2 separate regions of the Mus musculus genome follow, and region 2 is linked to region 1. Evidence: chromatin loops called from intact Hi-C (ENCODE). Cell type or tissue: left cerebral cortex. All regions are shown on one strand. Links, peaks and the distances in the headings refer to the core of each region. The heading gives the core; the rest is flanking DNA.

Region 1 (5,350 bases), core at 1-5,000:
CTTTACTACACCTATCTGCTAATTAGAATGCTCTAACATTCCAAGCATAACATTTCATCAAAAATAAACAAACATTTAACACTACCGCTGGTAGATGGGAGAGCTTAGTTAAGTAGGTAGGCCTTAGCTGTGGACACTTGCAGATCAGCAATGTGAATTAAAATGTAAGTGGAGCAGACTCAAGTCAAAGAACTGTTTCCATACACAGCAGAATAGAAACAAAATAGATTTTCATGAATAAAAAAAGTTATGCTCTTCAATTCCTAAAGCCATCTAATCTAAGCCGCCTCAAGTGCAGCTTTACTAGGGGAAAATGACAAAAAGAAACTTTAAAATCGCCTTGTCATTTATTTGTGCATTTATCTGTAATTATTAATTTCAGCTTCTGAGTGCACTCCTAACAGTTCCCAGCCTTCCATTTGTAAAAAATGTTACTTCATGGAAGTATCTGTACAATTACCCTGGAAATATTTCCAGTTTTTGTTCCACCCCGTGCTATCTTCATCTGAAAAGACACAACTTTCTCTTTTCATGTTGTTCAGTAAATTCTGCGGCTTTCATTTCTAGTCAATCTCAGTTTTAATCTAATTGATTGTTTCAAAGAATACTCTATCTAGTTAGTTAAGACTTCACAAATATTCGTAGGTTCGTATGTAATCTCCACCAACATGATTTTCTCCTCTGGTTCCAAATAACATAATGGTCATTTATAAAGCAAATCTAATGTTAGAAAAAAATGGAAACCTCTTAAAATAGGACGAAAACACCTCACAGCAGGCCATCACTGTAGCTCACTGCTTCTCTAAACAGGTTTTCCTTGAGTAGGCCCCTCTGGTGTTCAATAGATATTGCAGCATAAATATTTTTCTTAAAGTACAACTTAAATCTGATACTTAACACATAAGCCCCCCCCAAAAAACTCATTTATAACCTATATATGTACTAACTCTTAAGAAGATTCTCTGTGCATTTCAAATGGTAAGACAAATACCCTACCGTTTAATTATGTCTAATTACAAGTAAGATTAGTTCAAGGTTGATAGGGCAGCCTGAAGAATAAACTAGTTTAAAGAGGCGCGCTGGCGCTCGCTCTCAATCTCTCTCTGGGGGAAAAAAAAAACAAAAAACAAAAAACAAAAAACAAAAAACTTAACTCAGGTTGGGCCAGGAGGAAGAAAGTGAAAAGCAATCTTCCCGTGTAGGTAACTCAGTGTTCGAAGTTAAGTCCCTAAAACCAGTGAGTGCCATGCAGAGCGTGCAACTTCGGCACCACAATCTAGACTCTCAGCACTGTGGTACGGCTTGCTCTCTTCTCCACAGACCTTCCAGCAGACACCAATAAAAGAACTCATGCAACCCAGTCGGATATTGTAGCAACAACGAGGGTGAGAGTTCAGCTAACAGAAAAACGATCTCGCTCTAAAAAGCAACGCAATACAACTGTGCAAATAGTGTGGCGAGCTGAGAGCACTTAAGGGCCTTAGGGGGGAAAGAGACACTCCGGAAAATACCTGGTGCTGGAAAAACACGAGGCGCTACCACTGCGCTCGCTTTCGGGATAATATTTTCCCCCCCTACATTCTAACACTCCACTCTCCCGGAAAGAAAGCATGAAACTGCGAGGCTGAGCGGACAAGGGGTTCCAGTCACCACCAGCAGCCAGAAGGCAATCCCGGGGCTGCTCCGATGGCAGGAAGGAGAGAAATGAAATAAAATGCAACAAGGCGCAAAGCTGCGGCGGAGAGGGCGTGGGGAAGGGGGCCCCCGGAGCAAGCCGGGGCGCGGCGGCGAAGAGGCGCCGCGCGGAGCCGGCCCACCCCGGCGGCCGAGGACCCAGGCTCCGCTCCCAGGCAAACTTCGCCAAGCGGGCAGGGGGCGCGCCCGGCCCGGCCCGCGGGAGACCGGGTGGGATCCGAGGGGCTCCAGACAAACGGGGACCGCGGGCTGCCTGCGGGGGAAGGGCGGGCACACTCACCACGGGTCGAACTCGTGGATGATGCTCTCGAAGCGGATGACGGCGAAGAGGCGCGAGCTGAAGCCGGCCAGCCAGGCCAGGAAGAGGATGGTGAAGGAGAGCAACGACTGCCACCCGGCCGGCTGCGACAAGCCCCCGGACAGCCCCGCGGGGGGCCCCGGCTTCGGCGCCGCCGCCCTGGACGCGCTCTGGGTTCCGGGCCCATGGTGCCCGTGGCGGCTGTTCCCCAGAGCCATGAGGCCGCTCCACGGGGACGAGTTGAGGGACGACTTGTGCTTGCTCTCCGGGGCCGAGGGCTCCGCCATGTTGTGCCCCGGCGGCGGGTCTCGCTCGTCCTCCGCGGCCACCGCCGCCGCCTGGAGCGAGGGGTGCTGGGCGGAGACCCAGAGGAGGAGGAGGAGGGCGACGGCGACGACAACGAGGAGGAGGAGGAGGCGGAGGCGGAGGAAGAGCTGGGCGCGCTCCCGCCCTCAGCACCGCGAGGCCGGGACACTGGGGGTGGTGGAGGCGGCAGCGATCCGAAGTCTCCGCCTCAACAGTGGCCGCGACCGTCGCGGTCTCAACCCAAAAGGCCCCTGCGCCCCACTAGCCATCCGTGTCCCCCGTGCGGCTGAGGAGGCGGCGGTGGCGGCGAGAGCCGACGGGACGAGGGCGCCAGAGGAGCGGCGGCTCGGAGCGGCAATGACATTCCCCCGCCCGCCCAGCCGCGAGGAGCACAAAAGGGGAGGAGCCCCCTGGAGTCCGGGCGGAGCTCAGGCAACCTTTGACTCCGCCCCCTCGCCCAACAGGAACTGGCCCCTCCGCCTGTCACAGAGCGACAGGTCCGTTAAGGGGCGGGGCCGGAATGGCGGCGTGCGCCAATAGGAGCGCGAGCGGGGCCTTGGGCGGGGCTTCGGCTGAATGGCCCTCCACCCCCTCCGCCTCGCGGCCTCCCGCCTATTCGCCGCCGGCCGTGGCTACGATTTCATTGTCAGTTGAAAGACGCGGTTTCGCGCGCGAGCCCGTTCGGGGCCCTGGGGAAGGGCACCAGGAGGTTCGGCTCGCTTCCCCGCGCGGATTCCGACTCGAGCAGCAGAAGGTCCCACGTCCCAGTCGACCGAAGGAACAGAGAGCACGGCTTGGCCGGGTGCTCGGCGGCCGTGACTTTTAACCCGCTCAGCGCGGGGCGCCCGCCACGTGACGGGGCGCGCAGGCGCGGTGCGGGGCCCTAGGCGCGTGGGTCCAGCCGCTGTGCTGAACGTGCCAGAGTGAGTGGCTGGGTCGCTACATTCTCTGTCCCCGCCCTGCTGCTCTGAAAACTTGGAGTGGGCAGATGTCGTCCGAGCTGCAGTAAGATGTAGCCAGGCGGACACACACATAAATGTCACATTCTTTTTGCTGTGTTCTCCAGGACTTTTTTTTTTTTTTTTTTTTTTTGCAGCTCAATCTTTTGACTGCAAGAATTCATTATTTACACCTGCCTACGTTCCGTCACCAAATTAACTTTTCCTGGACTGTATTAGCTATTGCCCAATTTTCACTCTAGCCAACTGAAACGTAGGAACTTTTCCTTGTCTGGGGCAGTTTGCTTGTACCTTCTCCTTCCTCCACAACTAGCTCCGCCCATCCCCAAAAGGACAAAAGTCAGAACTAAAGATCCGGAGGGTCATTGCAGTGTTAGAAGCCCTCTTGGCAGGTACAGAGGTTAATGTAGAAACAAGGGCCGGCTAATATTTCACTGGTTTCTCGTGTACATTCACAACTGTCCATCTTGTTAGGGAACACCAGAATCTTTAAAATGTGTGTAAAGATTAAGTCCTGTAAATTTGCAAAATAAAATTATGTTCCGTTGCTCATTGTCAAAGGTTAGGTAAATGAACAAATGTACCTAACTAATAGGCTCAGCCACTCCCAACCTGGTGATTAACTTTGCCGGTTTCCTTATAAAAATAAATAGACTCTCATCAGGGAAAATGAACAGCTTCCATAAATAGACCTCCTCACCACCATTTTAATATCCAACATTTATTAAACATGTAAATTTTAATGAGATTCATAGTGGAATATTAACCAATCCCTTAGAACAAAGAGGTGACATGGCCTTTCTCAGAAAAGTGCACATTAAAATGGCAGCGTTTATTTTTGCCCATGTTTCATGAGCCAATGTTCTATTAATCTAAAATAACAGAATTTATCTGACGACTCTCATTTTAGACATTTTGGGTGTCTCTGGTGTTGCAGATGTTCCCTGATGAGTTTCTCTGTCTTCTTCCTCTTGGCTGTTTAATCGCGGGAGGCCCCATGTGAAGGGGAGTAGAAACAATTAACAATAAATTATAAAACACAAGTCACCTGTGTGGGACCATCCCTTCATCTTTGTGTGTGAGAGTGGGCATACATGTACTAAGGCATAGCATGTGGAGGTCAAATTACATGCTCAGATGTTGGTCCTTTTGACACACCAGGTTAGCCTCCTGTCTCAACCTGTGGGTCTTGATCCTTGTGTCAAACTTCTATCTCCAAAAGTATTTCCATGGTGACTCATGACAGTAGCAAAATGGCACTTATGATGTAGCAACAGAAATAATTTTTATAATCGGGGGTCACCACAACACAAGGAGTTGTATTAAAGGGTCACAGCATTAGGAAGGTTGAGAACCACTGCCTCAGGGCGTTGGGATTATAGGCACCTGCGGTCATAGCCAGCCTTTTATGGTTCTGGGAATTCAAACTGAAGTCTTCATACTTGCGTGGCTCCTTAATATAAAGTGAGTTTATCTGAGAACACTGCGGAACACGGTTCAGAAACATAAGGAAACTCAGGGTCATGATGTGGACAAGGACAAAGAAGGAGCCCGTGGGAAAGCATGAGGACGTACTCTAGCGGGGAACTGGAGAGCAGTGGTCCTGTCCTCCCACCCACGTCAGTCAGCTCCAGGTACGCCTGCTGTGTAAACTGTGGCAAACACTGGAGGAGCAGTCCAGGGAAGACTGATGGACAACCGGATGGGAGCGTTACCCGAGGAAGCAGAACCGCAGAAAGGATGGCTCAGAGGAAGAAAAGAAAGAGAAGGAAAGACCCTGCAGTGCTAGAAAGAGGAACGCAAGGGACTCAAGAAAAGACTGGTACAGCCACCACGCAGATCGGATCGTAGCGCGGACTGGGAGAGGTCATGCTGAGAGGGACACTGTACATTGCTTTAACTTGAGAGTGTTGGGAGGATTTGAAGTTGGATGTAGAGTGTGTTTAAGATGAGTCACGTGATCCGGTGTGTGCTTTAAGAAGACTCCAGGGACTGTAATATTTGTTTTGAGAGGCGATCAGTAAGAGCACATCTGTAGATGATCCGAGAGTCCTCAAGTTTACTCTCAGACCTTAGAAATGGTCGGAGAGCG
Region 2 (5,372 bases), core at 300-5,299, 250 kb after region 1:
GAACAGAACACAGAACAGAACAGAACAGAGAACAGAGAACAGAGAACAGAGAACAGAGAACAGAGAACAGAACAGAACACAGAACAGAACACAGAACAGAACACAGAACAGAACACAGAACAGAACAGAACAGAACACAGAACAGAACAGAACAGAACAGAACACAGAACAGAGAACAGAACAGAACAGAACACAGAACAGAACAGAACAGAACACAGAACAGAACAGAACAGAATACAGAACAGAACAGAACAGAACAGAATACAGAACAGAACAGAACAGAATACAGAACAGAACAGAACAGAATACAGAACACAGAACACAGAACACAGAACACAGAACACAGAACACAGAACACAGAACACAGAACAGAACACAGAACAGAACACAGAACAGAACAGAACAGAACAGAACAGAGAACAGAGAACAGAACACAAAACAGAACAGAACGGAACACAGAACACAGAACACTGAGCAGAACAGAACAGAACACAAAACAGAGAACAGAACAGAACAGAACAGAACAGAACAGGAGACCAGACCAGACCAGACCAGACCAGAGACCTGGTGTGCTGCTGTATGGGGATGATCTCAGTGTTGGGGAGGCAGAGACAGCCTGTGGATTCCCCAGGGCATTGGCCAGACAGCCTAGCTTACTTGGCAAGTTCCAAGCCTGTGAGAGACTCTGCCTCAAAAGAAAATCCCAAAATAGATGGTGCCTGAGAAATGACACCAAGGTTGTCCTCTTGTCTCTGCATAGACACCTACACATCTACACACACAACCAACCAATACACACACACACACACACACACACACACACACACACACACACACACACACACAATTTAAGAATAACTGAAGAGCTGTTATTAGACACTCAAGCCAAGAGGATGCCATGGCTTTATGTCTGGGTCAGGCTACCCCTTCCACTGTGTGCCTGCTCTGCTGTCTGGCAGTCTCCCTTTCCAGGAAGACTGGACTGTACCCTGGTGCTAAAATGTAATCCCCTGAGTTTTCCTTGAGTACGGATTGGCTTTTCTTCTGGCAAGTGCTGTCATCAGGCATTAATCTGACGGAAGTTGTGTGGAACGCTAGCACTCAGGTGGGTGGAGACTCTATGGGAGTGACTTTTAACAAAACAGAAATATGGAGCCTGAGCATGGGATTTCCGGGTGACCAGAGATGAGGAACCACAGCCAGGTGAGGTAGGATGCAGATGCAGGTTGGCAGGGAGGTGTCTGTGAGCAGCTTTGCTCCCACCGCCCCTGGGCCTGTGGTTGCCCCCCTCCCCAGGCCTGTGGTTGCTTGCACCCCATTCTCTCTGTACCCTTGTGTTCTCAGACTTAGTTTCTTGTGGTTTCTGAGCTTGTCATCTCGTCCCCAGGAAGCCGTGGCTTCCCCGAGAACAGGGTTGTTGTAGTGTCTCTGTCTGTCTCCCATGGGGTGTTGAGCCGTTTAGACAGCTGAGTTCTTGAATCTAGCTCTTAATATGCATAAAGAACTATATATCGCTTATTAATGTATTTGTTTACATTATATTTCAGTTTATTCACATAAGTATGTTAATCTATATTTAAATGGTTCTATATCGTCATTTAAAGATTCCTGAATAGACTTGCCTGTGCAAGTGTATGCTACATGTTTGCTGACTTAGCCATTTCCCCATCATCTCCTTATCTGGACCCTTAACCTCCCCCATGTGACATTCATTTTGTCTTAAAACTCTGAGGATGCCTGGGACCTCTTCCACAGGATAGAACTTTTAAGTGCATCAAGAGTAAAATTCATACGATTAGACAATTCTAATGAGATACAACTCTCAAACCAATTTCAACGAGACACACCGATAATGAGAAACAGCTATAAAAATGTTTCAGACGACTCTTCCTTGTTCATTTGTGCGATTGTAATGTCCTATTTCTTTATTAATTCATTAAGTATCATGAGCAGTGGGACAAACGCTTCTGTCATTTCAGTCTTGAGTGAAGGTGGAGATATCAAAAGTTATGCGGGGATGTTTGCTGACACCTAGGAAGGATGGCTGAAGTTATCCCTACAGCTTTTAGGATCAGAGCTTGGGCCCTAACAAGCCAGGCTCAGCCACCCAACCTCAGTAGACATTTATACAGCAATAATGAAAAGCGACAATGAAAAGCGACAAAGGAAACTCGTCCAGTCTAGTCACATTAGGAAGAGGCACAGCAACCCTCTCCAAGTCCATCTTCAGGGTTCTGGCATGAGGCTCAGGTTTGAATAGAAGGTTCAAGGTCTACATAACTCAGCAGCTTTGGTCAAGGTGTGATCCTGCCCATCACTGCTTGGAGTCCAGCCTCTTCTGCAAGATGGTCTGACAGGTTCTCAGAACTGTGTGGAATCTCTTCCGGAGACACAAGCTCCCGCTCTGGCTGGCTCCAGGACTTCCGACTTTTCTTATGCATCTGCAAGTTTGCTGAAGTCCAGAATCTCACTCCCTACCCTAGGCCTGGGGGTTAGAATCTGTCTTATAGGAACACCTGTGGGTGATGTGGATGTGGATATGACTGGGCTGTGCAGGCAGGTGCTCGTTTGAACCGCTCCAGCAAGGAGCTGTGCATTTGAACAGTACGGAAAGATCTGCTGACTCAGAGACTACCTGGGGTATGACTCCCCTTATTATTACTGTGTTTGTTTATTTTATTTTATTTATTTTTTTTGCACAGCCTCTCACTGGGTGGAGCTTGCTAAGTAGGTTAGGCTGCCTGGCCCTGGAGCTCCAGGAATCTGCCTCAGTGCTGGAAATGGGATTGCAATTATATCCCAATCTTGCCTGGCAGTTTTTATTTGAGTTCTGGTAATTGAAGTCAGATCTCCCTGTTTGGTAGATGTTTGCCAGCTGGGCTCTCTCTGCAGGCCTAGCTACATTTCATAAGCAAATTCCAGGGCAGGGTGGAGTGTAACTTACTAATTGGTGACCTTTTACAGTGGGCATGGAGGCTGATGTGGCTTTTGGGGCTCCGTGACTTTGAGAAGGGCACTCTTATGCTCCCCCTGTCTTCTTCAGGTGCCGACTGGACCGCCTGGCAGGCCTGATCCTTGCGGGAGGCCCAGCAGCAGCTGTCCCCCCTCCTCTCAGAAATAAATCCGTACACTTCCTGTAGGAGATTATTCTGGTCTCAGATCCATGCCCAGTGTTCCTAGCTGACTCTTCTGAAACCCAGAGAGGACCAGTGTTGGGATGATCTTTTTTGCTGTCCCTTCATTGGCTCTGAATCTTCAGAGGACGAATCTAATTAATTAGCCTCCTCAAATCTCAACAATGCTGGTGCCCAAGAAGCTCAGCGTGGAAAACTGTGAGAATGTGTATTGTCAGCACCTAATCCCCAGTGATACAGGTAACACCCCCACCCCCACCTCACCCCCCAGTCGCTTTTCATTCCCTCCTCCTTTCAGACTGTGTTCACTTTCCGTCATTATATTCCATCCCATTCTCTCTATTCTTATAAGTCTCCTGAAACCACTTTTGGAATGGATTAAAGACACACATTCATAAATAAATAACGATACATATATAACGACAGACTCACATGCCTCAGGGTCATAGATCCTGACATACACCATTGCATTATGTACCTGCAGGGGTACTTGCCATACTCTTAGGCATTGGAGACTGCAAGGTAATTAAGCTACCGGTGGCTGCAATCGAAGACAAATTTAGTCTCGGTATCCTAGTTGATAATGCATTACTGAAAAAAGATAAGAAAGTCTTGGTAATCAAGACATCTGGGGGAGGCATTTCATTTATAAAATGTTCTTAAGGCATTCTGAAAGTGTTTTGAGCTCCTGGGATAGGTGGATGAGCCAGAGCCGGCATCTCTCTTCACTTAGTGGAGGGTCCTCAATGCCTCGCTTGAAAGCCAAGAATCGAGGCGTTGCTCAGAGATAGGATTATTGCTAAATGTGAGTAGTGCAACAGCTTCTTGTGCTTAGAGTAGTAACTCAGCTCCTTTCAGGGGCTGCAGACACTGCAGGATCTGGGAGCCTGCCTATTTCATCAGCTCCATATCACATCACTGTCTCAAGCTCCTTCCATCTTTAGAGTCTCTGCCTGTCTTTACAGTTTGGTCTGCTTCTCCCTTCTCCCCATCCCTGTACCAGCCCAATGCGTACCAGCACACTTTAGGACTTAAAGGGTGACTGGAGACAGCTTAAGGGAGGGAAGGCCTATCTGGGATTGTAACCATTGGTATCAATTCTCAGTTCAATGACTGGGAGGGAGCCTTTGAGCATACCTGTGAGAGAGTGCCTATAAGCTTGGCCCCTGGGAACTGTCTATGAGGGGTTGTTTTGAGTATGCTAATTGGTACGGGAAGACTCATTTTAATTGTGGGTGGAACCCTTCCTGGTGGTGGGGGGCCCCAGAGCTGTGTAGGTGGATAAAGAGCTGACTTGCCTGCATTGCTCTTTTCTTCTGAACACAGAAATAATCTAACAGATGGCTCCAGCTCCTGCCTCTGTGGCTTCCTTGCTATGACAGACTGCAGTGTGGAAGTACACAGTTAAAAGAAGCCAGCTCTTTCTCCCTTAAGTTGCTTTTGTTAGGGTATTTTCTCATTGTAACAGGAAAGGAATCTAAGACATTGACCAACTGAGAGAGCTTTTGTTGAACTGGGTTTTCAGCCTCCCTCCCTCCCTCCCTCCCTCCCCCTCCCTTCCTTCTTCCTTTCTTCCTTTCTGTTGGCATTTCTACCTTGCTCTCTTGCTCTTCCTCTCTTACCCTTTTCCCTCTCTGTCCCTTCTCTCCCCATTCCCCTACCACCTCTCTCTCCACGTGTTTATGGCTGGCTTGGCTTCTCTGTCTCTGTCTCTGTCTCTGTCTCTGTCTCTGTCTCTGTCTCTCTCTCTCTGTGTCTGTCTGTCTGTCTCTCTCTGCTTTTCTCTGTCTCTACCCCCTCAACTCCTGTGGGGAGCCGCCCTCACATTCGCCGTTGCAAGATGGCGCTGACATCCTGTGTTCTAAGTGGTAAACAAATAATCTGCGCATGTGCCAAGGGTAGTTTTCCACCCCATGTGCTCTGCCTTCCCCGTGACGACAACTCGGCCAATAGGTTGCAGCCAATCAAGGAGTAATACGTCCTAGGCGGAGAATAATTCTCCTTAAAAGGGACGGGGTTTCGCCATTCTCTCTCTTGCACTCTAGCGCTCTTGCGCTCTGGCTCCTAAAGATGTAAGCAATAGAGCTCTTGCTCTGGCTCTTGCTTCTTGCTCCTGAAGATGTAAGCAATAAAGCTCTTGCGCTCTTGCCCTCGCTCTTGCTCTCTTGCGCTCTGGCTCCTAAAGATGTAAGCAATAGAGCTCTTGCTCTTGCACTCTTGCACTCTTGCGCTCTTGCA

Evidence for each region. A loop is a pair of places that touch in the nucleus more often than their neighbours do. Peaks named below come from ENCODE experiments on the same cell type or tissue, not always from the same donor. Only the 100,000 strongest peaks of a DNase experiment are listed, where the experiment ranks them.
Region 2: it touches region 1 in a loop (2.0-fold over the local background); 2 of 42 quality-filtered maps call a loop at or near these places.

What each region holds. Positions count from the first base shown.
Region 1 is chr9:115,307,777-115,313,126 of GRCm38, forward strand. Stt3b (STT3, subunit of the oligosaccharyltransferase complex, homolog B (S. cerevisiae)) reads right to left here and starts at 2,692. Exons shown (of 16, transcript NM_024222.3): 1 at 1,976-2,692. The coding sequence starts at 2,280. In left cerebral cortex, for the core only: CTCF peaks have their summits at 808, 1,008 and 2,643; DNase peaks (open chromatin) are centred at 119, 1,382, 1,471, 2,041 and 2 more places; H3K4me3 peaks cover 3,629 bases; H3K27ac peaks cover 2,486 bases.
Region 2 is chr9:115,560,103-115,565,474 of GRCm38, forward strand. No RefSeq gene overlaps it. Among named protein-coding and RNA genes, the nearest start is that of Gm39448, 96 kb to the right of the region's middle. In left cerebral cortex, for the core only: no CTCF peak of the experiment used is centred there; DNase peaks (open chromatin) are centred at 3,042 and 4,440.